2 separate regions of the Homo sapiens genome follow, and region 1 is linked to region 2. A link is an interaction called in ENCODE POLR2A ChIA-PET data of the cell type or tissue named here. Cell type or tissue: OCI-LY7. All regions are shown on one strand. Links, peaks and the distances in the headings refer to the core of each region. The heading gives the core; the rest is flanking DNA.

Region 1 (9,025 bases), core at 3,342-7,341, 160 kb before region 2:
AATGCAGTCCACAAAGCTGTATTTACAGTATACATGGAATGGCAATCTAGACTGTGAGCTAGACTGGGAGAAAGGGTTATTTATCATCCATTATTGTGTCCTGTTGACACAGCATAGTACATGGTACAAAGGACATATTAATATATACTGCTGGTCTAATGAATCACTCATATGGGATCCCATTTTTTTTTTTTTTTTTGAGACAGTCTCGCTCTGTTGCCCAGGCTAGAGGGTAGTGGCATGATCTTAGCTCACTGCAACCTCTGCCTCCCAGGTAAGCAATTCTCATGCCTCAGCCTCCCAAGTAACTGGGATTACAGGTTTGCACCACCACATCCAGGTAATTTTTGTATTTTTAGTAGAAACAGGGTTTCACCATGTTGTCCAAGCTGGTCTTGAACTCCTGGCCTCAAGTGATCTGCCCACCTTGGCCTACAAAAGTGCTGGGATTATAGGCGTGGGCCACCACCACGCTGGGCTGAGGACCCCATTTTTTACATTTATCTTAAATTTTACTTCCTAGGCAATATGCTGCCTAACATTTATAAAATTCTTTTTTTAGAGACAGAGTCTCACTATGTTGCCCAGGCTGGCCTTGAACTCCAGGCTCCAGGGCTCAAGCGACCCTCCCACCTCAGCCTCCCAAGTAGCTGGGATGCTCATTTGTAAAGGATGTAACATCAGCTCTACTTTCTTCCAAAAGAGCTGCAAAGATCAAATAAGAAAATGTGTGTAAGTGCATTATAAACTGGCAAGAGCTGTATATATGTTAGGTATTCTTTCTTTGCTACCAAAGAAAGCAAAGACTTTATGTCATTATTCTAGCAAAAAGAAACACTGATATTCAAACATCCCAGGTGTTCTGGGGCAGGCTGGGATAAAAGAGCTTCATCATTCAGGTAGAATTCAAGAATCCTAAAATGTGTTGGGTATCTGGGTCTTTATAATTTTAACTGACAGCTTAATAAGAACTAAAGGACATACGATCTTAGCCAGATTGGGAATTCCTTCTCACCAAAAAATGTGACCTGAGAGCAAAGGAATGTGCTTGCATTCTCCTCAGTCATCCAAGATAAATGCAAATAAAAACAATACCAAATCCCATTTAGTTTGTAGAGCGGCAGCATCAGCCACAAAAATCACCTTCTATATAGCATATACCAGAGTTGCTACTTCATCACTCTGCTTAAATCTAATCCTGCTTCTTATATGTCCCACATATAATAAATATTAATTGGTAAAGTTCAGTCTGCCAGCATACATTAAAATCATTAATTCTGTCATTATCAAGCACTTCTTATAAATACTATATAGCAATTTTGTCAGCAAAGCAATAATTTTAATGAGAAAACATTTATGAATATTTATTATACTTCCTCCTAGATACCATATTGTGTGAGGTGTTTTCATGTACACTTGCTCAGTTAATTCTCACAATGAGGTGGGTATCAGCAGGATTTTACAGCATGAAGCACAGAGGGCCCAATTTCATTAGGAAATGACCCAGGATCACAAAGCAAGGAAGCAGCAACACACAGGCCCAAGATAATTGCTTTGAATTGCTGCAATTCTAGTAACCCTAAATCGGTGGCAAGGAACATAAAATTTATTTAAGTAGGTTTTTTGCCTGTGGTAAAACTTAGTTGGAAGTTAGCCTTGTTTGAGAAGTTACTCAACTATGAATCTGCACTCATTCTACAAAAATGCTTTCTAACTTTAAACATAGGTCAGAGAGGTATGGTGGCTCATGCCTATAATCCCAGCACTTTCAGAGGCCAGAGTGGGAGGACTGCTTGAGGCCAGCAGTTTGAGACCAGCCTGGCTAACATAACGAGACTCTGCCTCTATGTTTTGTTTGTTTTTGAAACAGGGTCTTCCTCTGTCGCCCAGGCTGGAGTGCAGTGGCGCAATCACGGCTCACTGCAGCCTCAAACTCCAGAGTGCAAGCTATCTTTTCACCTCAGCCTCCCAAGTAGCTGGGACCACAGGTGCATGCCACCACACCTGGTTAATTTTTTTTTTTCTAGTTTTATGTAGAGACGGAGGGTCTTTCTATATTAAGGGGAAGCCCAAATCAAACTGAATTGTGCTAAGACAAACCAGAAAAACTCAAAGTGCCTCTGAAAGTGGGGATAGCAGACAAAGCTAAAAAAAGGAGAATGGAGTAAAAGTTCTACCCCTAGATTGCTGCCCTGTCTCCAAGCAGCTGCTGGGCAGAGGATGGGAGGTTTGTTCTCTGGAAAGATTACTAGAGAGACTCTGGACTAGGCACAACTAGGGGCAGGCCCACCAGTCTAAAAAAGATGGTGATTAAGAGAAAGTTGATATCGTGAAAGGTGAAACATCCCTAGCCATTTTCCCCACTCAGCTTCCCAAATGATACAGCCAGGTTTGTAAGCCCTAAGCAGATAATAGGAACATTCTTTCTGGGGATGAACCTGGTCAAGAGAAAAGCACAAATACTGACTGCTAGAGGTGTCCTCTCCAAGAATAAACCACCAGTTAACTTTCAGAAGCTGACACTTGGGCAAATCCAGCTTTCAGTTTTTTCGTGGCTCACTCCTGAATATGAGTAAAACAGCCAAAGCTATACTTTTAAGGAAATTCCCTAAATGAAAGATCAAAATAAATGAAATGAACAAGTAATGTATTTTAAGGAAACACAGATTTTACAGAAAGCTGAGGAAAGAACATGTTCAGAGAAGAGCTAGTCCATCTGAAACAAAAATAGATGACTATTAAAAAGCAACATTCACAGAAAAAAAAAACTTAAAAATTAAAAATATGACAGCATAAATATAAAACTAATTAGAAAGGTCTTAAGATGAAGTTCAAGACACCCCCCAGAAAGTAGAATAAAGAGACAAAAAGATGGGAAATAGGAAAGGAAAATTAAAGGACTCATCAGTCTAGAAATTCCAACACAAGTATTGAGAGTTCGAGAGGAAGAACAGAGAAAACTGGGGGCAAGGAGGAAAAGGAAGAGATTGGTTAGAATTTAAAAATTCAAGAAAATTTCCCAGAACTGAAAAGTGTTACCAAATTGAAAAGGCCCTCCAAGCGTCCAGCATAACAGACAAAACAAGGCCTAGAATGAGGCTAATTATATTAAAATTTCAGAACATTTCCAGGGAGGAAAAAAATAACCAAGAATCAGAACATCATCAGACTTCTCGTCAGCAGCAACAGAAGCTAGAAGCCAATAGAGTGATGCCTGATAAAGTCAGAGAAAATATTCTCTTATCTAGAATTCTATACCCAGGTAAACTATAAATCAAGTATAAAAGAAAATAAAGATATTTTCATATATGCAGATTCCCAAACAAATTTACATCTCATGCACCTTTTTCTCAGGAGCTTCTGGGGGACATGCTCCACACAAATTAAAATATAAACAATAAAGGAGAAAGATATCAAGTCAAGGAAAACAGGGGGTTCTCCGTAAGAAGGCAAAGGAAATACCCAGGATACGAGGGGAAGTAGATCCCAGGATAAAAGCTGGGCAGGTCTAGAAAAGAACCTACACAGATTTTTATTTATTTTATTTATTTTTTATTCTTTTATTTTGAGATGGAGTCTCGCTCTGTTGCCCAGGCTGGAGTGCAGTGGTATGGTCTTGGCTCATTGCAACCTCTGTCTTCCGGATTCCACCAATTCTCCTGCCTCAGCCTCCCGAGTAGCTGGGATTACAGGCGCCTGCCACCACACCTGGATAATTTTTTGTATTTTTAGTAGAGATGGGGTTTCACCATGTTGGCCAGGCTGATTTCAAACTCCTGACCTCGTGATCCACCCACCTCGGCCTCCCAAAGTGCTGAGATTACAGGCGTGAGCCACCCTGCCCGGCCCCTACGCAGATTTTTGTAAGCATAAGCCTACTGTTCAGAAATATGGCATTAAATACCAAAAAAAAAAAAAAAAAAAAAAAAAAAAAAAGCCCAGCTAGAAGAATAGAAAACAGAGGTCCCTAGAGAGGCAAAATGTTGGGAAAGGGAAAGGCAGGTAATATTCTTTTTATGCTGTATATAGTCTTAACATAAATAAAAACTAAATTCAAAAAGATTCTTGGAAAGGTTAAAATAAATGTTTTAAAATCACATCTAAAAATATGATTTTTCCAATCAAGATTTCTAAGGGGAAAAAGAAACTAAAGGAAAAAAAAGTCTAAGTTTCAAGGCAAAACAAAATCAAAGTATTTGGAAAACTCAAATAGTAGGCGTGGCTTTGTTTGAAAAACATTAAGGGCAGGAAATAATGTTTTTGCTCATAGATATTCAAAAGTCATAGTCATAAAACCAGCAAAGAGAAAAAGAAGAATGTTTAACATATTATGATGTCATTGGAGAAGGTTCATTATACTTTATGCTTCTGCATAAAGTATAGTTTTCCTTCCTTTTCAAACTTTGAGAAAATACACTATTCTCTTACAAAACATAATACATACCCAATAGTTCCTCCAGTTAAATAATAATAAAATAAAATACTATGTTCATTCTTTCATACTCATGGATATGCTGACTTAACTTTGTAAAAAGATGCCAAAGCTTCGTAAATTAATCTAAATCAAATTATAATCTCAATCTTAATCAAAATTACAACAGGACATTTTGGGGAGGGAGGAAACTAGATAAACTAAATCTAAATATTTAAAAAAAAGATCCACAGATAGTTATATCAATTTTGAAAAAAAAAAGCAAAGACAGGGAATCCATCCTGCCATATCTTAAGAAATACTAGAAAGGAACAGTAATAAACATGATATGGTACAGGATCTCATCTAGGGTGTGTCTGGAAATGCATGGGCCATCATGGATGTCACAATGACAGGGCAACACTACTGACATTGAGTGGACAGGCCCAGCAGTGCTAAACATACCTACTCTACTAACTGTGCCCCCTTTAAGAAACTTCGAGATAAATACACCAATGAGATAGAATAGAAAGGTGAGAAACTTGATTTACAATAAGGGTGTTACTACAAATCAACTGGAAGGTTCAGCTAGTTTAGTGGATGGTATTGGGAAATAAAAAAATAATAAGGCTGGATCCAACCTATACCACATCCAAAGATTGCTCCATATACATTAAAAACTTAAGGGGAAATGTAAAGCCATAAAGCTAAAAGAAATTTAGGGAGACAATCTGGATGATCTAAGTCCAAGAAGCAGTAATAAGGCAAATACAGTAGGCTAAAAAATGATGGATGTGACTACATCAAAATCAAGAATTTCCATTCGGTAAAGAACAAGGCAGCCACGCGCAGTGGCTCACGCCTGTAATCCCAGCACTTTGGGAGGCCGAGGCGGGCACATCATGAGGTCAGGAGATCAAAGCCATCCTGGCTAACACGGTGAAACCTCGTCTCTACTAAAAATACAAAAAATTAGCCAGGCATGGTGGCACGCGTCTGTAGTCCCAGCTACTCGGGAAGCTGATGCAGGAGAATTGCTTGAACCCAGGAGGCAGAGGTTGCGGTAAGCTGAGATCGCACCACTGTACTCCAGCCTGGGCAACAGAGCAAGATTCTGTCTCAAAACAAAAAACAAAAAACAAAAAACACCTAGGCAAAGTTAACAGATGACATCCCAGAAGATGATATTTATATGGTCCAAAACCAACCAGGGATTTAAGAAATATTATATATATTAAGGAGTTCTATAAATCAACAAGAAAAATACAGGAAACAAAGGATATGAAGAGGCAAAGGAAAATGGCTAACTAGTATATGAAGAAATGATTAAACTCACTGGTAACTAGAAATAAAAATTAAACAGCCTAGCCAACATGGCAAAATCCTGCCTCTACTAAAAATACAAAAAAATTAGCTAGGTGTGGTGGCACACACCTGTAATCCCAGCTACTCAGGAGGCTGAGGCAGGAGAATTGCTTGAACCCAGGAGATGGAGGTTGAAGTGAGCCAAGATTGTGCCACTGCACTCCAGCCTGGGAGACAGAGTGAGACTCTGTCTCAAAAAAAAAAAAAAAAAAAAATGCCAAGCACAGTGGCTCACGCTTGTAATCCCAGCACTTTGGGAGGCCGAGGCAGGTGGATCATTTGAGGTCAGGAGTTCGAAACCAGCCTGGCCAACATGGTGAAACCCCATCTCTACTAAAATTAGCCAGGTGTGGTGGTACACGCCTGTAATCCCAGCTACACGGGAGGCTGAGGCAGGAGAATAGCTGGAACCAAGATCATGCCACTGCATTCCAGCCTGAGCGACAGAGCGAGACTCCATCTCAAAATAAATAAATAAATAAATAAATAAAATAAAAATTAAAATGAGACATTACTAAAAGGCCAAAATTAGAAATGTGGATAATACCAAGTGTTGGGAGGGGCGGTTATAGGAACACAATGCTTATGGGTATAAGCTTATACAACCATTCAACAGCCTCATAGTACTTATGCCGCAATGCCACTCCTGGGTCTGTGCCCCTGAGAATTCTCAAACATGTCCACTCCTGGGTCTGTGTCCCTGAGAATTCTCAAACATGTCCATAATGGACATGTGCAAGACTGTTACTGGTATCATTGTTTATGGTAGCCTAGGTGCCCATCACTATGAGAATGGATGCACACCACAGAATACTATGCTGCAGCTCGAAGCAGTTAGCTAAATCTACATCCACATGAACAGATCTTTTTTTGTTTTTTTTTTAGATGGAGTCTCACCCTGTCACTCAGACTGGAGTGCAGTGGCACAATCTTGGCTCATTGCAACCTCCACCTGCTGGGTTCAAGCAATTCTCCTGCCTCAGCCTCCCGAATAGCTGGGACCACAGGTGCGCACCACCACACCCAGCTAATTTTTTGTATTTTTAGTAGAGACAGGGTTTCACCATGCTGGCCAGGATGGTTTCGAACTCCTGACCTCGTGATCTGCCCACCTTGGCCTCCCAAAGTGCTGGGATTACAGGCGTGAGCCACCGCGCCAGGCCCATAACATAGATCTTAAAACATAGTGCTCACTGAAAAAAGTAAAAACCAGAGTAAGATCTACAGCATTTCTACAAGGAGAATTCTATAGCCAAATTCTACAACAGTGTGGTATAATGAGCAATTTTTTAATTAAAAATACATACACCAAAAGAATCAGTAAGTATTTTACAAAGATGCACATAGAATCAAGGACATATCAAACACATTAGAGAGTGTGCCTGTGAGGTGGGGAGGAAAATAGACATGGGAATGAGGGCTGAACAGAAGGCCTTTGTACACCAAAGCTATACTGTAACCCAAATTATGGGAGTAGGAAGTCCAAATTCAGAATAATATTTTTCATTCATGCATACATTAATTTATTCCATAAAAACTTATTGAACACCTCTTAAGTGCCAAGAACTCTGCTTAAATAGAAACTTTTCTTATTTCTGCTGAAGATATTTTTTCAAGTCAGATATGTTTTAATTGGAAGTGGAAGGGAAAAATAATTTACAGTAGCATATAATATATACTAAAAAATGAGAAACCATCCTTAAAATAAATGTTTTACATAACTTTTTTCATCAAATGGAAATGTACCTTGAAGTTCTTTAAATGACAAAGTTAAATGAAAAATCAAAATACAAAAAGAACTCTGTAAGTCCTACATAAATTAGACAGCCACATCTCAATCCACAGATAAAACGTCTTGAAGTCTCATGGCTTTCAGTGGTGAAACAACTACTTTTTGGAGGATAAATTTTTTCTACTTTATTTGTTCTATGTAACGCCCTCCCTCTGCACCCAACAATACTTCAACTGCTCAGGAACACTTCTCACCAGATTTCTGTTTTCTAAAAGATTTCACAAGCACACTGCTGGCTGCCAACGTAGGTGTTGTAGTTAATATACTCATTATGCCATGCTGCTAACAAAAACTGATTAACGCATTCAGTGCAGAGTGACATGTCTATTCCATATTCCCTGGGCACAGAGAATAACATTTTCAAACAAACAAAAAAAATTACCCGTTCACCCCTTTTTAGATGTCTCCTAATGAAAGGCCACAAATTCCAAATGTTAACTAGTATACATGATAATACTGGTAAAGGAAAATAATAGCAACCTGTAGTAGGACAACAGCTGCCTATAAGGCTCTAAAATTGCAGTACTTCAGTATCTCAGATTTAGATTACTGAGTGTCAGCGCACAATCATACCTCACTGTAACCTTGAACTCCTGGGCTCAAGCAATCCTCCCGCTCAAGTGGATCACTTGAGGTCAGGAGTTCGAGATCAGCCTGGCCAACATGTCGAAACCTTGTCTCTACTAAAAATAGAAAAATTAGCCAGACATGGTGGCAAGCACCTGTAGTCCCAGCTACTGAGGAGGCTGAGGCAGAATGGCTTGAAGCCGGGAGGTGGATGCTGCAGTGAGCCGAGATCATGCTACTGCACTCCAGCCTGGGGGACAGAGTGAGACTCTGTCTCAGGAAAAAAAAAGAGAGAGTCTCCCACCTTGGCCTCCCAATGTGCTGGGATAACAAGGTAAACTACACACTGGGCCCAATTTGGGATTTTCAGCATGGAGCAGACAATGAAGCCACTCACAGATGAGACTGACGTCTTCATTAAAGCACACTTACCTTTCACTTGAAATGCATTGTTATAAGCTCTTCAAGTTATGTCACACATTTCTAAAATATTTCTTTTAAGAGTATATTCAATTCCACGGTGATGTATTTGCTTTCTCATCTTTACTTATAAGACCCTTCTAATCAGTTGACCATATTTAACTTTTTTATATGCAATGTTTATTAACCTGACCTTTGACCTCTTTTAGATACAAGCATGCAATCAGTGTATAGCCATAAGCATCCAATTGATATAGGTGGTTGTATTAGAACATAAAAAAGGAGAGTTAAAGATGTAAATGTTAGCAATGACCATCTATAGGGATATTCTTGGCATTCTGGTTTATAAAAACATAACATTAATATAGTCCCACATACTCTATGAATGCTTACATAAATGAGATGACCTCTGTTCATAAATGCTGATTCGCTGTCAAGGGCTAGATGTCTATGATCATTAAGCTATTAGC
Region 2 (9,025 bases), core at 2,417-6,416:
TTTGAGCCGGAGTCTCACTCTGTCTCCCAGGCCAGAGTACAGTAGCGCGATCTCGGCTCACTGCAACCTCCACCTCCAGGGTTCAAGCAATTCTCCTGCCTCAGCCTCCCAAGTAGCTGGGATTACAGACACCCGCCACAACGCCTGGCTAATTTTTGTATTTTTAGTAGAGACGGGGTTTCACCATTTTGGCCAGGCTGGTTTTGAACTCCTGACTTTGTGATCCCCCCACCTCGGCCTCCCAAAGTGCTGGGATTATAGGTGTGAGCCATCACTCCCGGCCTAAAAATTATTATTATTATTTTGGGTTTTTTTTGAGACAGAGTCTTGCTCTGTCACCCAGGCTGGAGTGCATTGGCCCAATGTTAGCTTGCTGCGCAACCTCTGCCTCTCGGGTTCAAGCGATTCTGCTGCCTCCACCTCCCAAGTAGTTGGGATTATAGGCATGTGCCATCATGCCCAGCTAATTCTTGTATTTTCAGTAGACATGTGGTTTCACCATGTTGGCCAGGCTAGTCCTGAACTCCTGACCTCAAGTGATCCATCTGCCTCGGCCTCCCAAAGTGCTGGGATTACAGGTGTGAGCCACCATGCCTGGCCTAAAAATTATTATTTATATATATATATATATAAAATATATATATGGAGCCTTGCTCTTGTTGCCCAGGCTGGAGTGCATATATACTATATATATATATATATATATATATATTTTTTTTTTTTTTTTTTTTTTTTGACACAGGGTCTCCCTCTGTCACCCAGGCTGGAGTGCAGTGGCACAATCACTACTCACTGCAGCCTCCACCTCCCAGGTTCAAGCAATCCTCCCACCTCAGCCTCCTCCTGGTCTACAGGCGCACACCACCAAGCCTGGCTAAGTTTTGGGTCTTTTGTAGAGACAAAATTTTGCCATGTTGTCTAGGCTGGTCTCCAACTCCTGGGCTCAAGTTATCTGCCCGCCTTGGCCTCCCAAAGTGCTGAGATTACAGGCATGAGCCACTGTGCCTGGCCAGTCCTCTCTTTTCTAATGAGATACCTGCCTGAGGCCAAATTTTCTTCATATACATCAATGAAAACATATTGCAACAGATTAAATCAGAAACTGATGAAAATCCAGCTGTCTTCTATGAAGTCAGGCATTAACGAGATTTGCAAAAATGTAAAACAAGGCTATACTTCTCATTATTTTTGTTTTGGAAAATAGTTTTCATTTAAAAAAATACAATGCTTATGGATTTTTTGTTTTGTTTTGTTTTGTTTTTTTGAGACAGACTCTTGCTCTGTCACCCAGGCTGGAATGCAGTGGCGTGATCTCAGCTCACTGCAAGCTCCGCCTCTCGGGTTCACGCCATTCTCCTGCCTCAGCCTCCCGAGTAGCTGGGACTAAAGGTGCCCGCCACCACACCTGGCTAATTTTTCTGTATTTTTCAGTAGAGACAGGGTTTCACTGTGTTAGCCAGGATGGTCTCGATCTCCTGACCTCGTGATCCACCCGCCTTGGCCTCCCAAAGTGTTGGGATTACAGGCGTGAGCCACTGTGCCCGGCCGTTTTGTTTTTTTTTTTAAGACGGAGTCTCGCTTTGCCACCAGGCTGGAGTGCAGTGGCACGATCTCGGCTCACTGCAACCTCTGACTCCCTGGTTCAAGCGATTCTCCTGCCTCAGCCTCCCAAGTAGCTGGGACTACAGGCATGCACGACCATGCCCAGCTAATTTTTGTATTTTTAGTAGAGACGGTTTTCAACATATTGGCCAGGATGGTCTCAATCTCTCGACCTTGTGATCCGCCCGCCTCGGCCTCCCAAAGTGCTGGGATTACAGGCGTGAGCCACCGCGCCTGGCCAAAAAAAAATTACAATGCTTATGTTAACATGCAATGAGTTTCTTATTGTTACTTTAAATAAATTAATATTTAAAATTTCTCATATCAAATTTTTTATCAGAAACAAAATAACAACAGGTATAGGGAGGGACAAGTCAAAAGCTTATATTATTTATTCCAGGGAATGCCATGTCGGGTGCACCGATTATTAGGTATAGCCTAAAAAACAAAAGTTCTGGCCAGGCATAGTGGCATGCGCCTGTAATCACAGCACTTTGGGAGGCCGAGGCGGACGGATCATGAGGTCAGGAGTTCAAGACTAGTCTGACCAAAATGGTGAAACCCTGTCTCTAATAAAAATACAAAAATTAGCTGGGTGTGGTCGCACATGCCTGTAATCCCAGCTACTCAGGAGGCTGAGGCACGAGAATCGCTTGAACCCGGGAGGCGGAGGTTGCAGTGAGCCGAGATTGCGCCATTGCACTCCACCCTGGGCGACAGAGTGAGACTCGGTCTCAAAAAAAAAAAAAAAAAAAAGTTCTTTGGGATCCTCAATAATTTTTCAGAATGTAAAGTGGTCCTGAGATCAGAAGGCTTAAAAATTGCTGCAGCAGACCTAATATGTCAGTCTCTAAAATGCCCAATTCCAAGCCTGGTTATCTAGTTCTTGGTATTCTTTACCCTTATTCACATTTTTACCTCTTGGCCCCATTGTGCTGCTGGATTTTTTTTAACTATATTAGGGCAGGGTGCAGTGGCTCACATCTGTAATACCAGCACTTTGGGTGGCCAAGGTGGGCAGATCGCTTGAGCCCAGGAGTTCAAGACCAGCCTGCGCAACATGGCAAAACCCTGTCTCCACCAAAAATACAAAAAATTAACTGGGCGTGGTGGCTTGTGCCTGTGGTCCCAGTTACTTGGGAGGTTGAGGCAGGAGAACTGCTTGAGCCCAGGAGGCAGGAGCTGCAGTGAGCTGAGACTGTGCCACTACACTCTAGCCTGGGTGACAGAGTGAGACCCCATCTCAACTAAAAAAAAAAAAAAGCAAGAAGAGGGCATATCAAAAATAATCATTGTTCTACAAATAATAGTGATTATAGAAATAACCACTAGTTCTTTTAGAAATAAGAAATAATCAGTAATACTATAGAAAAAGAATAAGAAATAAGCCTAATAATTGCCATAGAAATAACATAAAAATTATTTCTATAATATGGCCTTCAGTAAAAAACTCAGAACATTCAGAAGAGTAAAAAGACCCAAAAGCAACCACCATTTAAAACTGCTCCGGAATAATTTCTCATCTAATCCATTCTTCTTTTATCTCCTCAAATGGCACCTTTGAGAAGAAATTCCTGGTTAACCCATGCAAAAGCAACCACTCCTTCCTCCAGATTCCCACAGCATTGTAGTTGAAACCTTTCTTGAGGCCCAGCTAGACCATAAAAGTATGCATACTGAATTCCTAAATGTGCATATTTAACGGTCATAAATTCAGTTATATCTACTGGAAGAGACACCAACCAACCACAGAAACCTATGTACTATTTATATGATGTGATCCCTTCACCCAGGCTTAACATAATGCTTAACCAAAGACCAGAGCCTGTGTTCCAACAAAAACTGGCCATGCTGAGGAATCTTAGAAATGGAAGAGAATGTCCAAATCATGTATCCTGTGTTTTATGAGCAGTCTCTTTAAAATAGAGACTTTAATAGTAACTTTGATGTGTGTCTTGTTTTTACACTGACTTTGAACCCAACACTGTGTCAAATGTGGCTCCACTACATGAAGAATGGACAAGTGAATGGTTCCAAGGCCTCTGAGACTTACAGATGTTGGATGAATATACTAGGTGACTGAGCCCAGGAGTCCTCGACCCATGTAGTCCTGTCCTCTGGACAGGGTATGTGGCATCCCCTCTAGGCCAGGGCTGCCACCCATTGCTGGGTGAAGGTCTCAGGTGTCACTTGAAGGCCAAGGTGAGAGGTCCTGCACTAGGACCCAGCTGAACCACCCCCTCCAGACTTACGCTCTCAGCTGCTGGCCTAATCGCACACTCCTCCCAAAGCCTGAGTCTCATACAAGAGCGAGGAAAGGAAAATGAGCATTGAAGGGCAGCTGGAGGAAAAGCTTGTTTGCACCATTGCCGCAGTTGGGGTGGCTGTGGTTGGGCTGATTCAACCAGAGCTCCCCAGATAGGTTAGGGCCCAGCCCCACCTAGCAGAGCTCACATTCACCACCACCCACTCCTGCTTCCGGGGCTGTGTGTGACACCTGATCTTCCTGCTGTGGCAGGGCTGGGGCACCCTTGCTCCCTCCCTTCCACCTTCTTGGCTTAGTGGACAATCCTAAAGCACTGGCCAGAAGGCACTGGGGGATCCAGGATGCTCTGGGCTTGCCCGGGGGGATTCGTGTCAACACCATCACATCTCCGTGCATCCCTGCATGTCACGCACACAGGCAGTCAGGGGCCTACCAGCCTGCTCTACTAGTCCTGAGACTGTGTACGTGACAATGTCTCAACAGGGAACCCAGTGTAATCTCACACTTGCCCTGGTAGGTGGATACACATGTGCACACACACGTGTGTGGTGCACACAGTGTGCATGAAAAGTCTGAACCGGGCACAGTGGCTCACGCCTGTAATCCCAGCACTTTGGGAGGCTGAGGCGGGTGGATCACCTGAAGTCAGGAGTTCAAGACCAGCCTGGACAACATGACGAAACCCTGTCTCTACTAAAAATACAAAAATTAGCTGGGCATGGTGGTGGGAGCCTGTAATCCCAGCTACTTAGGAGGCTGAGGTAGGAGAATCACTTGAACCTAGGAGGTGGAGGTTGCAGTGAGCTGAGATCGTGCCATTGCACTCCAGCCTGGGCAACAGAGCGAGACTCTGTCTCAAAACAAAAACAAAAACAACAACAAAAAAGAAAAGTCTGACTGAGGTCAGAGTTATTTCAGCCACCAGGCTCTCAATACAACCAGCTATATGACTTTGGACTAGATACTTAACCTCTGTGCCTCAGGGGCTTTATCTGCAAAATAAAAAACCTCGGCCAGGCACAGTGTCTCATGCCTGTAATTCCAGCACTTTGGGAGGCTGAGGCGGGTGGATCACAAGGTCAGGAGTTCCAGACCAGACTGGCCAACATGGTGAAACCCAGTCTCTACTGAAAATACAAAATTTAGCTGGGTGTGGTGGTGGGTGCCTCTAATCCCAGCTACTAGGGAGGCTGAGGCAGAGAATTGCTTGAACCCAGGAGGCAGAGGTTGCAGTGAGCCGAGATCGTGCCACTGCACTCCAGCCTGGGTGACAGAGCAAGACTCCATCTCAAAAACAAACAAACAAACAAAAAAAAAACAAAAAAAAAAACCTCATAGAATATGTTTGTGAGGAATAGCTGAGAAATGGGTTAATAAATATCCATACTTATTATAAACTGACTTATGTACAAATGGCATACAGGATATGGCAGCACTTACAACAGCCCCTGGCACATGGAAGTGTTGTGTAAAGATGCACTATTATTATCACCAACATCTTGAGTGCCATGTGTCTGGGAACACATGAGGATTCAGAGAAAAGCCACACAACAGATTCCCACAAGAAGCACCAAAAAATGACTTCTAGAACCTGTGTCAGAGGAAAGGCAGAGAAGAAACAGGGGGGAGGAAAAACTTTCTGAGGACCACCCAGGAGGCACCCAGCTCAAGTCCAGTGACTGAAAAAAGTTTTAAGAACCCAAAAGGCTGGGCCCAGGCCGGAAAAGGCTGTACCCTCGGAGATCAAGGGATATGAGAGAAAAACTCAGTTGGGTCCTAGAGGTAGAATTCAAAGAAAAGATGGGAGTTCCCCCAGGACCAGCAGGTACCAGCTGACTGGAAAGAAGGAAGAGAAGGCCTGGAGAAAACTAGCATGTTCTATGCCCTGGCCTACGCTCAGTCACTCAGTACATCTGAGGGCTTGTAACCCCAGGATGAAAATAGATGCCACATTTGAAGAGTCTCCAAGTTTGTGGTTCTATAGCAGACACCGCTTACAGAAAAGACAATGGAGCTGGGAGGAAAGGAAAAGGCAGCCTTGCATCCTAGGGGCCGGCTGCTGGGAGGAAACAGCACTCCTCCCCTCTATAACCCAAAGACAGCTTTGTGATAGCCACTTGCCAGAGTAGAATAAACCTCCCCTGGGCCTTATTCCCAGTGGATTCCACAGCACCCAGCATGGCAAAGCTTAACAAACCAGAGCTTAAGACTTTGCGAATAATAAACAGACGTCTTCCCAGGGACAGGCAGACTGGGGGCCCTCTGCGCCTCATGCTCCTGCCCCGGGCTGGTCCTCCCTCCTCCATCTGGAGCCCAAATTGGAGCTCAAGGTCTGCATCTGTCTGAGGCCCCTGCTCCGGCTTCCTTTCCCAGAACTCAGGGACCTCAGGGGAGGTGGCAGGGAGGAACAGCAGAGAAGGAAGAGAACAGAGAACAAGAGGGAGGGTGAGTTGGAGCAGCAAAAGCTGGGGCCAGAACTGGGAGTTTCTGGGACAGCCCCAGCTTCAAATATTCTGTCCAACTGTCTGACCACAGGCCAGAGCTTGTGGACCGATTTTTATTTTAGAAAAGAGGATAACATGAAGCCATAGGTGGGATGGTGAGGAAAGAAACCAGGGCTGTCTCTTTGGATCTAGATGGCCCCATATCCACCCCGAGGACCTCTATCTGGGAGACGATGATGCCCATGATATGGTGATAATGACAGCAGCTATCACTCAAAGGACGTATGGCCTGCCCACCACTCAGCAGGGCTTTGTGTGTACTGCCTCATAATCTTAGGGAAGCGTAGGCTCGGAAGTGGGTTTTTTTTTTTTTGAGACGGAGTTCCGTTCTTCTTGCCCAGACTGGAGTGCAATGGCGCGATCTCGGCTCACCACAACCTCTGCCTCCTGGGTTCTAGCGATTCTTCTGCCTCAGCCTCCCGAGTAGCCGGGATTACAGGCATGCGCCACCACACCCAGCTAATTTTGTCTTTTTAGTAGAGACGGGGTTTCTCCATGTCGGTCAGGGTGGTCTCGAACTCCTGGCCTCAGGTGATCCACCCGCCTCAGCCTTCCAAAGTGCTGGGATTACATGAATGAGCAACTGCGCCTGGCTGGAAGTCTTAATCCTGCAGTCTCTCTGCCTCCCCTGTGCCTCAGTTTCCTTATGTATAAGAAGCAGAATAATAATGCCTCCCTCATGGTCTGCCGTGAGGATGCAAAAAAGACACCTGACATATAGTAGGCATTCAACTAATATTGGTTATTATTAATTCTCACCATTACCCAGAGAGGTGGGGTCTATAGTTATGCCCATTTTACAGACAAAGAAACTTTCACACAGCCAGAAAGGAGCTGAGCTAGGACTCGAAGTGGGGTCGTTTGTCTGTAGAGGCTCTCTCGACCACTCCATGAGAGATGGCACAGATTAGTGGTTACATGCACAAATGTTACAGCCAAATGGCTGAGTCAGACTTCCAGCTCAGCCACAGATGGGCTGTGTGTAAGGAAGCAAGCTGCTAGACCTCTCAGTACCTTGGTTTGCTCACCTGCAAAATGGGTGTCTCTGGCCAGGCACAGTGGCCCACGCCTGTAATTTCAGCACTTTGGGAGGCCGAGGCAGGAGGACTGCTTGGGTCCAGGAGCTCAAGACCAGCCTGGGCAACAGGGTGAAACTGCAAAACACTATCTCTACAAAAAACTAGCTGAGTATGCTGGGCGCGGTGGCTTACACCTGTAATCCCAGCACTTCGGGAGGCCGAGGCGGATGGATCCTGAGGTCAGGAATTCAAGACCATCCTGGCCAACATGGTGAAACCTCGTCAAAGATACAAAAAGTTGGCAGGGTGTGGTGGCGGGTGCCTGTAATCCTAGCTACTTGGGAGGCTGAAGCAGGAGAATCACTTGAATCTGGGAGGCGGAGGTTGCAGTGGGCCAAGATCGTGCCAATGCACTCCAGCCGGGGCGACAGAGTGAGACTCCATTTCAACAAAATAATAAAAAATTAGCTGAGCATGGTGGCGCCACGCGTGTTGTCCCAGCTACTCAGGAGGCTGAGATGGGGAGATCAACTCTGCCTGGGAAGTCGAGGCTGCAGTGAGCCGAGATCACGCCACTGCACTCCAGCCTGGGCGACAGAGTGAGACCCTGTCTCAAAAAAATCAGGGTGTCCTTGCTCATTCTGGGCTCTGCCTCTGTGTCCCTGGAGGCCCAGTGGCTCTGTGCCTCTCTAAAGGTCTGAGGGGGCAGCAAGCAGATCTGGGCCAACGACGGAGGTACCAGCAACCGTCTCCTTCCAGAGATAACCCCTCAGCCCTCACCTCAGGAACGACTGTCCTGGGGAATTTCACCCAGGGTGGGAGAACTGGTCAGGCCACTGAGTGCAAATAGTTTCAGAGAGGTGGGGCTCCTGAGGCCCCTTCCGGGAGATGACACAGGTGTCATGCCCTCTGAAGGGCATAAAAGGCCATGCCACATTAGCTACCCTGCTGGCTCGCAGGGCCGTCGGTCCTGCCCTCTGCTCTGGGCACACGGGTCCCTCTCTCTCAAAGGGAAAGGACAGTCAGGAAGGGGAAAGAGAAGATGTGGAAGAAATCCCTGACCTGGGGACGGGTGTATGCCGCAGAGGCGGAGGCCTGCACGTTCTGGCCGGAGCCTGGACAAGACAGAAGAGCACCTTTTACGGGGGCTTTGCTGGATCAAAAGCAGTTCTCTGGGCCCCGGTGTGTAAACAGCTGGTGATGGGCTGGGAGCAGAGGCTCCCTGAAACCAGTCAGCGCCTGAAGAACCCGGCAACACTCTTCATTCACCCAATCCAGTCACCCCAAGGTGACACACGGGGCAACAGCTCCACCTGGTGGACGATCAGGGACTACCACGGGCCAGGGAGTATGGGAGAGCAAAGAATGACATAGAAGAGGAAAGCAGGGGGAAAATCACATCAGGGGTTTACAGGCGAAGGGGCTTTGAGGTCGTCTTGCTGGCAGAGGCCCCTCTTATAGCATGAGCTCTAAGCCCCATTTGTTAGAAAGTTCTACGTTTTTTGAAAATCTGCCTCCACTAGTCCCACTAACCCCCTACTTCAAGGTTTGCCAGGGCAAACTTTTAAATATTTGCATACAGCTATAGTATTCCTCCTAAATCTTCCCCTTTGCTGCAATCTTCCAGAATTTGA

The links. ChIA-PET counts read pairs that join two places held together with the same protein. Peaks named below come from ENCODE experiments on the same cell type or tissue, not always from the same donor. Only the 100,000 strongest peaks of a DNase experiment are listed, where the experiment ranks them.
Region 1: POLR2A ChIA-PET joins it to region 2 with 12 read pairs; 18 of 35 experiments call an interaction of 5 or more read pairs at or near these places.

Annotation. Positions count from the first base shown.
Region 1 is chr6:41,877,384-41,886,408 of GRCh38, forward strand. The region is part of intron 2 of USP49 (ubiquitin specific peptidase 49); the gene reads right to left. Among named protein-coding and RNA genes, the nearest start is that of USP49, 13 kb to the right of the region's middle. In OCI-LY7, for the core only: no CTCF peak of the experiment used is centred there; no DNase peak of the experiment used is centred there.
Region 2 is chr6:42,035,693-42,044,717 of GRCh38, forward strand. It overlaps a transcript of CCND3 not described here. Among named protein-coding and RNA genes, the nearest start is that of TAF8, 10 kb to the right of the region's middle. RefSeq lists a silencer at 3,929-4,150 and enhancers at 7,766-8,266, 8,978-9,025. In OCI-LY7, for the core only: a CTCF peak has its summit at 4,000; a DNase peak (open chromatin) is centred at 4,029; H3K4me3 peaks cover 1,420 bases; H3K27ac peaks cover 4,000 bases.